Regions from separate parts of the Mus musculus genome. Here region 1 is linked to region 2. A link is a contact called in ENCODE Hi-C data. All regions are on one chromosome and are shown on one strand. Each heading gives the region's core, a stretch centred on a gene start or an enhancer-like site at or near the end of the contact. The rest is flanking DNA. Distances are from core to core; before and after follow the strand shown. Region 1 has its middle 11 kb from the start of Arhgap31. Region 2 holds the start of Poglut1 (protein O-glucosyltransferase 1).

Region 1 (3,380 bases), core at 777-3,276, 170 kb after region 2:
CTGAGGACTGATGGCTACCAACAACGTCGTCAGCTTTCTTTGCCGCCCAGGAGCATGGCAATCTTTTCTGCCATTTGTCAACAGGTGCTGGGCATCGAGTATTAATAGGCTTGGGCATCACTTGTGGTCACAGACTTTACCCAGTTTGCCCATACAACTAGGTTGAGCATCAGCAGCTTCACCATTCATCTTCTTCTCTAGGTGGCCGATTCAGTGCTCGCTCTCCTAAGACGCCTCGTCCATGATCTGGATTTCACGCTCTCAGGTCCCAGAATGTTGGCTTGTTGTCTAGCCTGATGCATTTCTTCCCTTCTTCCTTCTCTCTCTCTCTCTCTCTCTGACTCCAGCTGTCCCTGTTTTGTAAAGGTGCTCAGACGGTATCTGGGGGTGAGATCAACTGCTAGGGAAGTTTTTCTAGGACAGTGGCTTGTGACTTACCTAGTCCTCTATACTCCAAGGTTCTGAGGCCAACAGAAGATGACCAGGGTAAGCCAACTTCAGAAAGCTCGCGTCCAGGTTCCAGCATGGCGCTCCTTGTGCGGGTCACTTAAATTTAGGTTACAAACCGTTGCCTCTGAAGGTCTAGGTGAGGTGCACCAAGCTATCTTAGAGGGCATGCAAACTGCAGAAGGCACATGATCTATCCCTAACAAAGCACAGGCAAAGAATATGTTTTTCTATAAGAGAAAAGGAAACCGGAAGTGGGATCAGCTTTTCATCCTGACCATCACCCAATGCCCTGCCTTCGCCATGACTCTGAAAGTCAATGTTACTTCTAACAGGACTTCCATGAGCAAACGGGAGCAGTGCTGAGAATGAGAGAAAAGGGATTTAAAAGGGTCTCCCCCATCTCAACATCGGAATGGAGGGGGTGGGAGAGATAGCTCAGTGGTAAAGAACACTGACTGCTCTTCCAGAGGTCCTGAGTTCAATCCCCAGCAGCTACATGGTGTCTCACAACTATCTGTAATGGAATCTAATGCCCTCTTCTGGTATTTAATGCCCTCTTCTGGTGTGTCTAACGACAGTGACAGTGTACTCACATACTTAAAATAAATACATTTAAAAAAAAAAGTGGTATGGAGTCGTCTGTCTGTGTGCTTGCCTAACTAGTTCTTTTGGATTTAGGGCCTGGAGAGCTGTTTTACTCAGGGTGAGGACTATGTGTGTTGCTTTGCTTTCCCTACTGAAAATGTAAGTAATTAGGACACTGGGGATAGAAAGAATGGAGGGAAAGAGAAATGTTAGTAAAAGACTAGGTTACAAATGCTCTCACTCATGTGATATGCTACTATTCCTTGCTATCCCTGGGAGGCCTTCTGTTTTCTGTTTCTCTTCAGTGGAGGGAGGGGTGGATGGGGGGGCAGAGGAGGGAGGAGAAACTGATGTTGGGATAATATATGAGAGAATAAATGAATGAAAAAGAAATGAAAAACAAAACAAAAAATGATCTCTCATCCTCTCTCTCACCCTCATATGCACACACACACACACACACACACACACACACACACACACACACACACACACACTTTAGAAGTCTAGATGTGGAAGGGTAGAGTCAGTGTCCACATCAAGTTCTTAAGAATTGGGTAAAATTCAACCTACCTCCTAGCACATGCAGGGCTGTATCAGAACTTTCAGGGAGAGATGTTCTTGGACAGTATAAATTGTAAAATGAGTAGAAAGTGACTCATGGCAGATGGGTTATCTACATATACCATCGCAAATAATTCAGAAGTTAAAATGTCCAATATTTTACTAACTCTCTAGTATCTTTACATTGACCTCTGTTAGTGTTTTTTGTTTGTTTGTTTGTTTGTTTTAAAGCTAAATGGTCTGGAGCTCTTCTGAGTTCCCCTGGATGTTTAAAAAAACAAAAAAACAAAATAAAAACCTGCGACATTTGACCCACGCGCAGTTTGGCATTAAATGAGTCTTTAGCATTTCAGACACTGAGTGAGCACAGAACTTACTTGTCCCACACCAACATGGGCACCGGAGGCTGCCAAAGAGCAGCGGGACACTTCCTTCCTAGTCAAGTACAGAGAAGAGATTTGAGAGGCCAGAAGGAGAGCCAGAAGTCCCCGCTGAATTGCTATTATGCCCACATCCGAACCTACACAGCCCACATCTGAATCAGCACAGGGTCTGCCTATCCTTAGCCTCTTACTCTGAGTTTGAATCCATTTGGCCCGAGGCCTTTGATCAAAGGCCCTGAGAGAGAGAGAGAGAAAAAAACAAACAAAACAAACAAACAAACAAAACAACGGCTGGGCTGTTGGGCAAGAGTGGCCCAGAAGCTTGGCAGGTCTGCCCTGAGGATCTAGGGATGTCTTCTGGTCCCTCTATGCTTGAGATAGTTTCTTTTGCTATGTCTTCGATTTCTCAAACTAGACAGAATCTTCCAGTAGGAAACCCATTCTTCATTGATTAGGGGAGTTCTCGGGGTAGAAACTTGCCTCTGACTTAGTTCTGTAGTCCTGGTTTGGTTCTGTTGCCTCTACTTCTTCCCTCATTTGGATTCCTCTCGCCTTTTGGGCACATCGCCTCTCTCTCTCTCTCTCTCTCTCTCTCTCTCTCTCTCTCTCTCTCTCTCTCTCTCTCTCTCTCTCTCTCCAGACTTGGAAAAAGAAAACTATAGAAGGCTCAGAGCCCGGGCTCCGAGCCCCATCTGTCTCCCTCCAGGGTCCCCTCCACACTGGAGCAAACGATATTCTTAGGCGGGTGGGGCTTTGTCCCCGCCCCGTTCATTGTATTCTACGGTTTCCTGTACACTGCTTGTAACCCTTTACCAATCTGCCAGGCGCCTTTTAACACAAAAGAAAGGCGAGGGGGGCAAGGACCGCTGAGGAAAAACATCCCTATAAATAGCCCTCTTCAACAAAATTGTTTTCCTTATACACAGTTGTTGTTAGGCCTTGACGCCCCCGTAATCTTCCTCTGCTTCCAGGCCAGCTTTCCTCTGAGTTTGCGTTTCCTCCTGTGGAGATGCGGAGATGCGCAGGTGTAATGGAGGCTTGGTGGAAGCTGACCCTCTCCAGCCCAGGTTGCTGCTCCGAGGTGGACCTGGGTTCTAGATCAGACACTGCGACTTTTTGCCCCAGGATCTGATTGGGCAAATTTTCTAACCTTGCTGAGCCGGGGTGTTCTCATTTTTAGTAAGGATGGTGGGAATACCTCGTAGAGTTGGTATGAGTATTATAAAAGAGTTTGGAAAGGCCTTCGCATTAGTCTATACCTACACAGGTCCTACATACACAGATGAGTGCTTTTTAAATTTTGTTTGTGTTTTGTTGTTGTTGTTGTTGTTCTTGTTTGTTTGTTTCCTTTACTCAGTGAATCTTCTGCTTCTTGCAGCTCATCTAGTTTGCATGTGT
Region 2 (3,078 bases), core at 311-2,810:
GGGGATAGGAACGAGCCACTCTTCCACAAGAGCACCATGGATAACTGAGAAATATCAAACTTGGGAGCATAGGCTGCAGTCACCAGGGAGCAAATCACATCCCTTCTCAACTTCAGCACAGAGTGAGTTTCAGTATCATCAGCATCTTTGAGGGATCAAATAAAAAATGAAGAGCTAGGACTGCTATTTAGCTGATGGACTATCAGAGGGGTTACGTGGCTTGCCCTGAGGGGTAGTCGGCCTGCTTTCAATGTACTGAACTAACCCTGCCCAAACGTGCATACCTTAAAGATAAAAACCAAGAGGAAATACTGATTAGATGATAAACATGCTCGTTCCTTTTCATGTGCAGTTGCAGACAACTAGCACCAGAGAGAATAATAACAAGACATGAACTCTGGACCTAAGAAGCTTTCAAGAGAAATAGAAGAAATAGAAAGCACATGTTGCTAAAATACCATAGGGAACAGAGGCAATGTGGAGAACACCGAGCCTCTCCCATCCCAGAGCATTTCCATACATTACGAGAGCCATCTAAGGTCTCAAGACATGCTTAGATCACTAATAACTGCCATCAAGATCTCTCAAGGGACTTAGCGAAGGTCCCTACAAGAATCCAGCTCTCAGAGACACACCAAGGAACTCACCCGTGATAGCAGCTGCAGTTTTGACTTGAACATGGTTCATAATTCTCCAAAGCCCTGTTAATTTGGTCAAGAAATACTTTCCATTTTGAGCCTTCAAAAAGTGAAGGAAATGAGAGTTAACAGAATAAATGCCCTTGGCATTCGTATTTGCCAAGCACCAGGCAGAAGCAACAGAAGACCAACACTTGGAGAAATCCCCTTCCTTTCCCAGTAGTGGAAATGCCAAGAACGATTCTTTGTGTAACTTGTCGGGGCTTGAGTCAAGTCTGTTCCTCTACCTGCGCCATCAGGTATCTAAGAAATTGGAAAAGTCACAAGCTATTAATGTTTGGCCTTCAGTAGGTTATGGAGACACCGGACTTCGACATGGATTCTCACCTAATCAAACTGAACCCCATCGAGACAATCAACGCAAACTCAAATCCTCCCTCATCTGTTTTGTCCTAATAGCTAGCAAGTGCCTCCCACCCTCCTCTGGGGAAGCACGGAACAGCGTTCTGCTGTAAACAGGGAACATCCCTCTCTTCCTACCATCCCCAATTCTGGAGGATGGGGGTTACTCTCTGGGATCCAGGACCAGAAGAAGAGGCCCACCAAACACCTAGGCTCGCCCCCGCCCGCTGTCCAGCTCGCGTTGCAGCCGCACAGCATCCTCCGCGCGCCGGGGGCCACAGCGAGCACCCAGGGACCCGAGCGGACCCCGAGCCGCGGCGGTAAGCTCGGCCCCGCCCGGAGCCCACCTGAGTCCTTCTGGCGGCCCTGCACCGGGCACAGGAGCAGTAACAGCATCCATGCCCTAAGCCGAGAGCCCGCCCGACGCTCCATCACCCGCAGACCACTGCGGATTCCCACCCGCACGCCGGCGGAAGCGCCGCCCAGCAGAAGGATGGCGGCGGACGCCACGGCACGTGGGAGCTGCCCTACACAAAGATGGCTGCCGAGCCCGCCCCTAGGCCTCCGGGAGCCTGGCATGGGAAATAAGGCAGCAGGAAGCCCATTCGGGTGGCACATTTAATAATGGTCAGTTCTGTGACAAACCGAAGGTTGGAGGTAGTTTGTTTTGTGCTTCAGCTATACACAGAGCTTAGGTTAAATCATTCCTTGGCTAGGTCACTCCAGAACACCAAACTACTTATTTATTGATCGTATTGAACGGATGTCCCCAAAAGGTTGCACAGGTCCATTTATAATAGGAATTTCTAGCAATATAACACAAATAGGCCGTGTTAAACAAGCCCTTGTTTTGTACTGAGGTTTGTGATAGGCTGCAAAAGACCATACCAAACCAGATTATCAATAAACAAATTGGATGCCAGGCAGTGGTGGCGCATGCCTTTAATCCCAGCACTTGGGAGGCAGAGGCAGGCGGAAATCTGAGTTCGAGACCAGCCTGGTCTACAGAGTGAGTTCCAGGACAGCCAAGGCTATACAGAGAAACCCTGTCTCAAAAAAACAAACAAACAAAAAGCAAATTGGACGTTTTTTAAAGCTATGTATCATTATCATTAAATTCTTTTATTCTTGGACTGGAGAGATGGCTCAGCGGTTAAGATCACTGACTGCTCTTCCAAAGGTGTTGAGTTCAAATCCCTGCAACCACGTGGTGGCTTACAACCTGGTGCGTCTGAAGACAGCTGTAGTGTACTTAGATATAATAATAAGTAAAACTTTTTAAAACATTCTTTTATCCTTGAGATAGAGTGTTATAGTATAGCTCAGACTGGTCTCCAACCCATAATCCTCTTGCCTCAGCTTCTAAAGTTTGTAGGTACCAGAGCTTGCCAAACACTAACTGAACTTCAGAACTTCGAACGTGCAAACAACAAACCAGGAGCCTCACAGCAACTGATCCAAAAATAGACCAGAAAGGACTGGAGAGATGGCTTAGTATTTTAGAGCACACACTGATCTTGCAGAGGACTTGAGTTGATTTTTTTAAAATTATTATTGGATATTTTCTTTATTTACATTTCAAATGTTTTCCCCTGGGTCTTCCCTCACCTCCGGAAACCCCCTATCCTATTCCCCCTTCCCAGGGCCTCTATGACAGTGCTCCCCAACCTACCCACCCACTCACCCACTCCTGTCCTCTGCCCTGGCATTCCCCTACCCTGGGGCATCGAAAACCCTCAGGCCCAAGGGTCTCTCCTCCCACTGATGCCAACAAGGGACATATTCGGCCAGAACCAATATGTCCCTCCATGTGTACTCTTTGGTTGGTCATCCAGTCCCCAGGAGCTCCAGTGGAGGAAGGGTGTCTGGCCAGTTGACACTATTGCTCCCTCTACAGGGCTGCAAAACCCCTCAGCTCCTTCAGTCCCTTCTCCAACTCCTCCATCAGGGACCTCAAGCTCAGTCCAATGGTTGGCTTCGAGCATCCTCCTCTGTATTTGTCAGGCTCTGTCAGAGCCTCTCAGGAGACAGCCATATC

Evidence for each region. Hi-C counts contacts between places; a loop is a spot of excess contacts on that map.
Region 1: a map of CH12.LX shows a loop between it and region 2 (2.6-fold over the local background). The contact joins the enhancer-like site here to the promoter of Poglut1 in region 2. A Hi-C loop is called at or near these places in 16 of 37 maps with a recorded cell type or tissue (CH12.LX, Patski, adrenal gland and 4 more).

Annotation. Positions count from the first base shown.
Region 1 is chr16:38,722,390-38,725,769 of GRCm38, forward strand. No RefSeq gene overlaps it. Among named protein-coding and RNA genes, the nearest start is that of Arhgap31, 11 kb to the left of the region's middle. Within about 2 kb of position 2,027, at least 2 of the 3 ENCODE cell types and tissues checked have a DNase peak (open chromatin) inside an H3K27ac peak, as active enhancers do; they include gastrocnemius and heart, where a contact is called at or near this core.
Region 2 is chr16:38,548,696-38,551,773 of GRCm38, forward strand. Poglut1 (protein O-glucosyltransferase 1) reads right to left here and starts at 1,561. Exons shown (of 11, transcript NM_172380.4): 1 at 1,388-1,561; 2 at 648-738. The coding sequence starts at 1,472.